Regions from separate parts of the Homo sapiens genome. Here region 1 is linked to region 2. A link is a contact called in ENCODE Hi-C or POLR2A ChIA-PET data. All regions are on one chromosome and are shown on one strand. Each heading gives the region's core, a stretch centred on a gene start or an enhancer-like site at or near the end of the contact. The rest is flanking DNA. Distances are from core to core; before and after follow the strand shown. Region 1 overlaps LOC101927495 (a long non-coding RNA gene). Region 2 overlaps SYT7 (synaptotagmin 7).

Region 1 (4,572 bases), core at 1,317-3,816, 67 kb before region 2:
AGGTCAGGAGCAGGTGGGAGGCTCTCTCCCCTCCCAGAGTGGGATGGGTCACGCCCCTGCCCCTTTCCTCAAGCTGAGCCAGAGAGACAGGGGAAGAGGCCTGGAGAGAGATGCGGCCTGGGCTGAGCCATCTGAGCACCCAATGGGCAAGTGCACTGGGCTCCATGGGCTCCCACCAGCCAGTGTCCTACATGGCCCTCTTGATGGCCTAGTCCAGGGACAGCCCGTGTGTGTGTAGTGCAGAGCCACCTCATTCCCCACTGTTGACACACCTGACTCCCTTATTCCATCGGCAAACACTAGGCCTGGAGAGACAGTCCAACTGGCTGGCAGTGTCCTCCTCCCAGCTCCCCTCCTTGCCTAAACAGACAGCTCTGTTTGTCCTCCCTGCCCAGCCACCAGGACTTCACTGTCACCCAGATCCCTGCCCTGTCAGCAGCTCGCCTCCTCTCACTCCCACAGAATCCCCGTGTCAGAGCTGGAGAGGCCCATGGGAAACTTTTAGGACAACCTCTAACCCCCTACTCAAGCAACACCACCTCCATCATTTTTTTTTTTTTTGAGACAGAGTCTCGCTCTGTTGCCCAGGTTAGAGTCCAGTGGAGTGATCTTGACTCACTGCAACCTCCACCTCCTGGGTTCAAGCGATTCTGCTGCCTCAGCCTCCCGAGTAACTGGGATTACAGGGGCATGTGCCACCACTCCCGGCTAATTTTTGTATTTTTAGTAGAGACGGGGTTTTGCCATGTTGGCCAGGCTGGTCTCGAACTCCTGACCTCAGGTGATCTGCCCGCCTCGGCCTCCCGACCTCAGGTGATCCACCCGCCTCGGCCTCCCAAAGTGCTGGGATTACTGGCATAAGCCACCATGCCTGGCTACCACCTCCACTTTTACAGATAAAAAAAACCAGAGGGGTGGCCAGAGCCATGTAGAACAGGAAGGCAGGCCTCGCATCCAACCACTCACTGCTGGGCGTGGCCTCTGTGTCCTGGCATGTGCTGTTTCTTCTGCTAGGACAGCCCTTCCTCGATGAAGCCTCAGCCCACTGAATGAATGACAACCTTGGCTGCACCTGCACGTCACCCGTGGCTGTCTCTATTGTGGCTCATGATGCCCAGCCCCCTTTCCATCACCCTACAAGCTTCTGAAGCCCCAGACTCAGGTTGGTTCATTGCAGAGCCCCCAGCTGTCAGCCCAAGGTGCCCAGGGAGAGATGCTGAAAAAGGCTTGGACATGAATGAATCAGTAGGCTTGAGCCAGAACAAATTCTCTCAATCCTGGCCCAGCTTGGACCCCCACATCCCAATCCCTGTTCTCCTAGGCCAAAGCTATTCTGAGAGGTCTTTCAGGCCCCTATTTCCAGATCCCAGTGGGCTTTGAAGACATGGTCTCCCTTGCTTCCCCTGGGCCTCGGCCCCGCCTGGGCAGAGCCTTCTCTCAGTTGTTGTGGGTGAATCACTGGCAGGCTGTAAACAGCTCTATGGAGCACTGGCTGTACCACCAAGGCCCTGGCACTCATCCTAGCCGCGCCAGGGGGATCTAAAAGAAGACATGGCTCCCACGCACCCACGATGGAAAGGAGAAGGTGGAATAGAAACAGGGGGGAGGCTTCCAGATTTGCATACCAACACGTGCACAGGAGTCTGTAATGCAGCCCAGCCTAGGAGGGGACAAAACAGAACCTGGAGAATGAGAAGGGGATGAATCAGAAACCCTTCCAAGAGGAAGGGACCTGCAGCGAGGAGGTTGGGTGGCTTCTGGGAGTTTAAAAACCACCAGTATTTACTGAGCACCTACTATGCAACAGGGACTGCTCCAGGGCTGCAGGTACTGCCATGAACAAAACAAAGACCCCATGCCGCGCAGGACAGAAAAGCAGAGCAGGGCCAGGGAGGGTGTGGGCAGCTGCCTTATGCATCATTCACAAGATTCTGAAGAAGGACGAGCTTGGAGACCTTTCCAGCCACTTAACAGATGGGGAAACTGAGGCCCAGAAAGGGCTGAGGAGTTGCCTGGAGTCGCACAGGAAGACGGGGCAGAGGCAGACCCCCAGGCCCTGTGGGTGGGCTCAGAGGTGAGGATGCCTCTTTGGACTTCAGAAAGGAGAGGCTTTGACCTTCAGTAAAGCCCTGAGCTCAGTCCCTCCCCATGTGGCCCAGGTGGGGACTCATTTCCAGGGTAGGTAGTTGGGGGCTGGCTCAGGGCAGGACCCCTCCCCTCCTGCCCCTCAGAGGAGGGATCCCAGGGCACTCAGAGAAACAGCAGAGGCTCGTGAGGAAAGCGAAAACAAGTCACTCAGCGGTGGGTTCCCCAGGGCTACGCCTCCTCCCCTCCCCGTCTGTAGATGGGCAGCTCTGACTCCGGGCTTTTGGCCTTTCCAAGACCAAAAATGTAGCTTCCTTTCCTCCCCCAGGAGCAGCCAGCTGGGGCCGCCAGTATGGTCTGGCGTCTGGAAACTCAGACTTCTTACAGCCCCACACCCCACCTACACCAGCCCCAGCGCAGAGCTTGATGTCTGCTGAGTGACTCGCTTTCTGTGGCTTCAACAGCCTCGGCCGCAGCAGGGACAGAGCGCGGGCACCGACTTTTCAGGCTGTCGCTCTGCTAAGTGAACATTAGACCCACATTACACAGCCGCTGAAATTTGTGGCTGCCTCCTACAAGCCATTTGATAAGCCCTTATTGTCACCTCCTCCTGGTTTGCGTGCATCCCCAGGGACTGGGGCAGCTTGTTCACTCAGAGCCAGGGCGCTGCCAGGGGGCAGAAGCGGGGCATGGGTGGCACAGAGCCCTGGCTGGGAGCTGTGGCCCACTTGTGTTGCCTTGAGCATGACGCTTGCCCTTTCTGGTTTCACCTGGAAATGGCTCTCCAGAACGTGACTCAGCTTCCCTGTTCAGCCGGCCCCCTCACTGGTCCATTCCTAGGCACAGTCCTGGGCTCTGGATAAAGCAGCCTCTTCTGAGGTCACTAAACCAGCCCCCAGCCCTAAACCTGCCCCAAACAATTTGTCATACCAAGACTCTTGGACCTCTTCCCAGAGCTTCCCAGTATCCCTACTCCAAAGCTATCTTTCCCTTCTCTAAGCTCACCTCGCCTTGTCCAGGCTCTGTCCAGAAGGCGTCCTGGGCCATTGCACAGGTGGGTACTGCAGGGGGGTGGGGGCCTCCTTTACATTGGACCCCCCTGCACAGGACTGACAAATAGTTGATCTTTATAGATGCCCATTCAGTCACTCACCAATTCAACAAACAGCTCTTTGGGCCAGCTTTGTATTCAGCTCCACACTGGGTCTGGGGATAGATATTAGAGGCTGACAAGGCACAGCCTTACCCTCAAAGAGCTCCCTGTCTGAGGAGGAGAAATACGACAAAGCAGGTGATTCATGCCCTAATGGGGGAAACCCTGGGAGCAGTGGGAGCACACAGCAGTGCTACCTAATCCTGGGGAAATAAGGGAAGGCTTCCTGGAAGAGGCAACATCTAAACTGAGACTTGAAGAACGAGTAAGAGTTAGCCAGATAGGGGAAGCAGTTCCAGAAAGTGGGAGCACCCAGGCAGAGTTCTGGAGTCTGGAGACAGCACATAGATTCTGGGAACTCGCAGGAGTCAGGCTGGCCTCTTTTCTTCTTCTATTGACTGCCTTTTCCCCACCCCACTAAGAAAGGAGGACAGATAGTTATCTCCCACTGGGTGGGCTTCCCAGACCCCTATTCCTGCCGGAAGAGGCCCGATAACTCCCAGATGGCTGGTCACTTACCACATGCACCTAACCTGCCCGTCACTTCTCTGCTCTGAGCCTCAGCCTCATCTGTCAAATGGGGTGGGGCACTTATGCTCCTATGTCATTCTTACGAGAGACCTGGAGGAGAGAAGAGAAGGCCCAGCCCTTCCCTTGCCTCGCTAGGGGTGCAGCCCGGATTGGGCCTGGGTCTGCAGGGGGAAGTGGGGTGGGGGAGACACTGAATGCTATTGCCCACCAATCTGAGCCCAGGCCAGCCGCAGACCCCTGGCTTCTCTCCCATCTCAGGAGACTTTCTCCCTCAGCCCCCTCACTCCCAGCCACGTTGGATGATGACAAAAAAAGAAAAGAAAGAAATGGTCCTCCCACTACCTGGCAGGCATGCCCACGATGAGAAATGCCTTTCCAGGGGAGCGTGGTCTCTGCAGAGCCCTTGCCAACCCCCAGCCCTACCTGTCGTGATCCTCTGGCTGCTCCCCTATATTTTCTCCCCCTACTCCCACCTCCACCTCACTGGCTGGAGGGGAACGGGGAAAGAAAACAGCCTTCATGGTGGGGCTGAGGACTCAGAGACTAGGCATGGGGAAATGGGGGGCAGAGGGTGGGAGGGGAACCCCAGGACCAGCTTGAAGCAAGTCATTCTTCCCTTCCTGGTTTATAGGGAGGCGGAGGTGAGGAGTGGGAGTGGAGTACCTGACCATCAGACACTCTAGGCCAAATTCAATGCCCGGAAAGGGCTGGGCCCCAGTGAAGGGCTCAACAAGCTTATGGGATTAGATCAGAGAGCCAGGGGGACATCAGGAATGGTCTTATCCAGCAAAGGTGCAAACTGA
Region 2 (4,744 bases), core at 107-2,606:
ACTGGACAGCACAAATACAGAACACTCTGTCACTGTGGAGAGTTGTCCTGACCTCACCTGGTCAGTCTCACGTCTGGAGGGTGGGAAGAGAACTCTTGATGAGCCCAAGCAAACACAGGTGGGGCATCTGGGAAACAGACATTCTGGGCGTGTTTGCAGAGGGTAATGACGCGGAGAGGCACCTGGACACACCACACCACGGTGGAGCCTCCCCCTTCCAGGCTGGGGGCGGATGGGATAGAACAAGCCTCTGAGGACTGGGGGCAGTGGCCACCTCAGAGACCGACTATGCAAGCCAATGACTGGAGGGTGGGGGGTTTCTGGGGAACAGGAAGAATGGGGACACCCCCCAAAATATCCCCTATAGGAGTAGTTAAGCCACAGTCGCCTGGGGTAGAGGCTGCAAGGAGAATGGGCCCCGGGCATGGGTCTCCAGGGAAAACCAGGTGTCCACGTGGACTGGAGTACCGCTCCTGCCGGCCCGCCGGGCATGGCAGCTGCTGGGGTCTTCAGAGAAGGTCCTGCCACCCCCCAGGCCGGGGTGCCCAACGCAGCTCACTTCCCAGCCCAATCTCATTTGGACTCCCCTGCCCTCAGGTTGCCTGCAGGAGGGAAGGCGGTGAACACAGCCCCCGTGCCAGGCCAGACACCCCACGATGAGTCCGACCGCCGGACCGAGCCACGTTCCTCCGTCTCAGACCTCGTCAACTCCCTCACCAGCGAGATGCTCATGGTGAGAATGAGGGAGCCTGCGCTGCTCCAAGGAACTGGGCTGGGAGGCCAGGGGCAGGAAGAAGAGGGATGTGTGTGGGAATGATTAACAGCATGGGAGTGGCCAGGCAGGGAACTGGGTCAGAAGCAGCCTGGAGAGCCAGGCCCAGCATGGTGGCCACTCGGCGCTTGGTGACTGAGCGTCCAAGGCCTGGGTTTGCTTCCCAGCTCTTTCACCAAAATATCTTCTCCATGTCTCAGTTTCTTCCTTTGACAAGTGAAAATAAGAATACCCATCCTGCTTGGATCCCTTTGTGGATTGAGAAGGGGCCAAAGAAAACCCACTCATGCAAGATACTTTCAGGATCCTAGAGGGAAAGGCTGGTGGGCAGAGGACTCAGGGCAGAAGATGTCCCCTCCTGAGAGTGATGTCCCCTTAATTGGAGGTCTGGGGTAGAATGCCTAGCCCAGTGACCTGCCCCATTCCCATGGCTGGTGGCCCCTGAGAACAGGAGAGCAGGAATCCACTGGTCCCGGCTCCTCTGAGGGGACAGCTGTGATGGGGGCTCCTGTCCACACCCACGCCCCACCAGATGCCACCAACCCTGTGGGATCCTAGTTCTAGGTTGTTTGGCCCAGACAGAGGTTGTGGTTCCCATGGTGCCCCCAGGGGGGCAGCAGTGAGTCACAGCCACTTGCCCCACCTGTACTTTCCAAAGAGGCCCTGGAGGGAGAAAACTGGGGATTAGCTCAGAAGTCTCAGGAAGGCTTGAAGAGGCGATGAGGCTGGGAACCCAGCACCTGCTCTGTTCCTACTGGACTTGACCTGGGACACTTCATCTCCTTGGATTCAACCCCTCCCTTCTGTAGAGAGAAAGAAGTAGGCTTGGGAGCTCCCAGCCCTCCCCTACTGCCCTGGCACCAGAGCCCCCACCCTTCTGCCATGTAGGGTTCCAGCCAGCTCTAACCATCCATCCCCACTGCCCCTTCTAGCCTGGCGTTTCTCAAATTGCTACGTGCACAGGAATCAGCCGGGAACCTTGGTAAAATGCAGATTCCTGGTCAATGGGCCTTCGGTGGGGCCTAAGAGCCTGCTTTTTTTTTTTTTTTTTTTTTTTTGAGACAGAATCACTCTGTCCCCCAGGCTGGAGTGCAGTGGCACAATCTCAACTCACTGCAACATCTGCCTCCCGAGCTCAAGTGATTCTCCTCCCTCAGCCTCCCGAGTAGCTGGGATTACAGTAGTACACCACCACGCCCGGCTAATTTTTCTATTTTTAGTAGAGACGGGGTTTCACCATGTTGGCCAGGCCAGTCTCAAACTCTTAGCCTCAAGTGATCCACCTGCCTCGGCCTCCCAAAGTGCTGTGATTACAGGCATGAGCCACTGCGCCCGGTCTATCCTGTGGTTTTCTTGAATCCACATTAGAGCATCAGATTTTCCACATCCTAGATCTGGTCACCTTGGGCCTCCCCACCTCTCCCCTTCTCCCTGCCCACCAGGCCCCTGTGTGTCTGGCCCTCCACTGCCCTCCTTCCATCTTCCCCCCCCCAGGAAGACTGGCCCCAGCTGTCTTCTCTTCTGGATGGGCCATTGCCACAGCCCACCCTGCCTCCCTGCACAGCCCCTTAATTGGTTACAGCTTCCTGGCAGCCAGGTTCCCAGAAGGGACAGCCCCTTCCCAGCCAGCTTGCCTGCCCCTTGCTGCCCCCAGGGAAGGGCCGACAGCTGCAGCCAGCGGAAGGAAGGGCAGGCCTCATCTCCCTCTCCTGTGCTGGGAGGATGCTCAGAGGTGGGAGGGCAGAGTCTAATTGCACAGCTCTGTGCCAATGCTAGGTCGTTGATGTTAACAGCCATGATAAGATAAGCAGGGCAGAATCAGCCCACTGTGACCTCAGCCTGTCCTGGTCTCTGGACCCTGGGCTGTGGAATCTGGGGGTCAAGAGACAAGAGTTAAGCACCCAGAGCTGGCCAAAGAAGGAGCTGAGGGGCAGAGGTGTCTGAGAAGAGGCGAGGCCACACCTGCTTCTGGGCACCTCCTGCCCTGGTATAGGGGTGGCTTGCTGCTTTTCGAGGCTGACTTCTGCTGGTGCAAGCGCTCAGGAAGCACCTTCCCTGACTGTGATGGGGTGGCCAACCTGGCTGCCACAGAGATGGCTCTGTCCCAGCTGAGTAAGTAGGGCTCAGGGTTGTGGCTTAAGAAGGCTGGGAGTGGGCATAGAGCTGCCACCCCTTTCCCAGGTGAAACCTACCTGGCCAGCCCAGGCCTTCCCAAGACCACACTGTTTGGCAGCCAGGAGCCAAGGGACCAGAGGGACCTCAGGTGGGGCTGAGGCCAGCTGGGCTTCAGTCACCAGCAACTCCACCCCAACTTCAGAAGCAAGGGGGAGGGCGAGTGATCTTTGCTGGCACTGTCTACCCATGCTATGCCCCAGGTGCTCGATCCCTCTGCCAGTGGGTCAGGTCGCGGGGCAGAACTCTAGAAGGAACCCCTTCTAGCTCTCCCAGGACCCCGCAAAGTAGGTCTCATGGTCCCCACTCTGCAGATGTAAAAACAGGGTCAAAGGGTGTGGGGCTGGCATGAGCAGGGAAAAGAGCGTCGGGAAAAAGCAGGCTGTGGGCAGGAAAGCCACATTCTCAATGGGCCTGCGGTGGCGCTTGCAGGTTTGTCTGGATCGGCCAAGGGGTGGGGGCTGGAGGGAACATCTTCTGCTGTAAGGCAGCTCGGTGCCCCCAACTAGGCAGGACCGGGGTAAAGCCTCAGACTGTAGATCTGAGGGCAAGAGCAAGGCGCAGGTGGAAGGGCACTCAGGATTCCTGGCCGATAAACTGGGTTCCATTCCCACTGGCCATTCAATCGCAGGTGACTTGAGGCAAGTGACCTAACCTGTCTGTGCTCGCAGCCACAGTTGGAACACCGGGAAACTGTTCCAGCTGTGTTCCACGTGTTCCAGCGGGAGTGCTTGCCTCATTGGGATGTTGTAAGAGGTCAGTGAGGACAAGGCACAGGGCACAGGGCAGGGTCTGGTGAGGTGGGCGGCCAGCCAGTCTAAGATAGTTACTGCTGTGAGTGTGAGGCCGGGTGTGTGGCTCATGCCTGTAATCTCCGCACTTTGGGAAGCTGAGGCGGGCATATCACTTGTGGCCAGGAATTAGAGACTCGCCTGACCAACGTGGCAAAACCCTGCCTCTACTAAAAGTACAAAAATCAGCCAGGCGTAGTGGCACGCCCCTGTGGTCCCAGCTACTCAGGAGGCTGAGGCATGAAAATCGCTTGACCTTGGGAGGTGGAGGTGGCAGTGAGCCAGGATTGCACCACTGCACTCCAGCCTTGGCAACAGAGCGAGACCCTGGCTCAAAAAAACAAAAAACTATCATGAGGGTGATTCCGACGCTTTTCACCTGGCACGGTGTCTGTGGGTCTTTGCCGGCTTGAGGGGAAACCTCAGTGTTGCCCTGGGGTGTGGGCCTGCTTTAGTGGAAAGAGCAGGATTTTGAGTCAGAGAGGGTTCCTACTGCCGTCAGCCTTGGCCATGTGACTTCACCTCTCTGAACCAGTCTCTTCAGCTAGAGGGTGGTGACACCTGCCTCGCCTGGCTATTGTCAGGATTCAGTAAGGAGACGGCGATGCGAGAGTCGCTGGTCATGGTAAGAGCCCACTTGATGCATTATTATTATCTGTATTATTTAGTCTTTCAGAGCCTAGGGCTGCCTCTCCAGGATGAAGGAAAGGGCACAAAGCAGGTTTCTACAGGGGAAGTTGGGGAGAGAAGAGATGCCTGCAGTTTTTCTTAACTGTGGTACCCAGGGTCCTACTTCTGTCCCTCATCCAGTCATCACGGGAGATTTTCGAGCCAGGGTACCTGAGCCATACAGCCCCCTAACTGGGTCTGTTGTGGTCAGTGGTCTGGGGCTCAGGCGGCTGGGGGGTGGGTAGGGTTCTAAAACCTCCTAGGTACTACTGGTGTGCTCACAGGTTCAGACACGTGGCTGGGAGACCCTCCTCCCAGCTGCTTCCTGTGGTTCAATGTC

What was found. A loop is a pair of places that touch in the nucleus more often than their neighbours do. ChIA-PET counts read pairs that join two places held with the same protein, here RNA polymerase II (POLR2A). Pooled maps may share reads with other maps.
Region 1: a loop to region 2 is called in a pooled map, with 7 times the contacts of the local background. The contact joins two enhancer-like sites. A Hi-C loop is called at or near these places in 2 of 168 maps with a recorded cell type or tissue (astrocyte of the cerebellum and endothelial cell of hepatic sinusoid) and 1 of 50 pooled maps. POLR2A ChIA-PET finds 5 or more read pairs at or near these places in 6 of 52 experiments (BJ, H1, PC-3 and 2 more).

What each region holds. Positions count from the first base shown.
Region 1 is chr11:61,597,472-61,602,043 of GRCh38, reverse strand. All of the region lies in intron 2 of LOC101927495 (a long non-coding RNA gene), which reads right to left. Among named protein-coding and RNA genes, the nearest start is that of SYT7, 19 kb to the right of the region's middle. RefSeq lists enhancers at 682-1,349, 2,018-2,685. Within about 2 kb of position 2,566, at least 6 of the 41 ENCODE cell types and tissues checked have a DNase peak (open chromatin) inside an H3K27ac peak, as active enhancers do.
Region 2 is chr11:61,528,978-61,533,721 of GRCh38, reverse strand. SYT7 (synaptotagmin 7) reads left to right here. Exons shown (of 13, transcript NM_001365809.2): 8 at 598-733. Among named protein-coding and RNA genes, the nearest start is that of LRRC10B, 23 kb to the right of the region's middle. RefSeq lists an enhancer at 3,260-3,759. Within about 2 kb of position 1,356, at least 3 of the 41 ENCODE cell types and tissues checked have a DNase peak (open chromatin) inside an H3K27ac peak, as active enhancers do.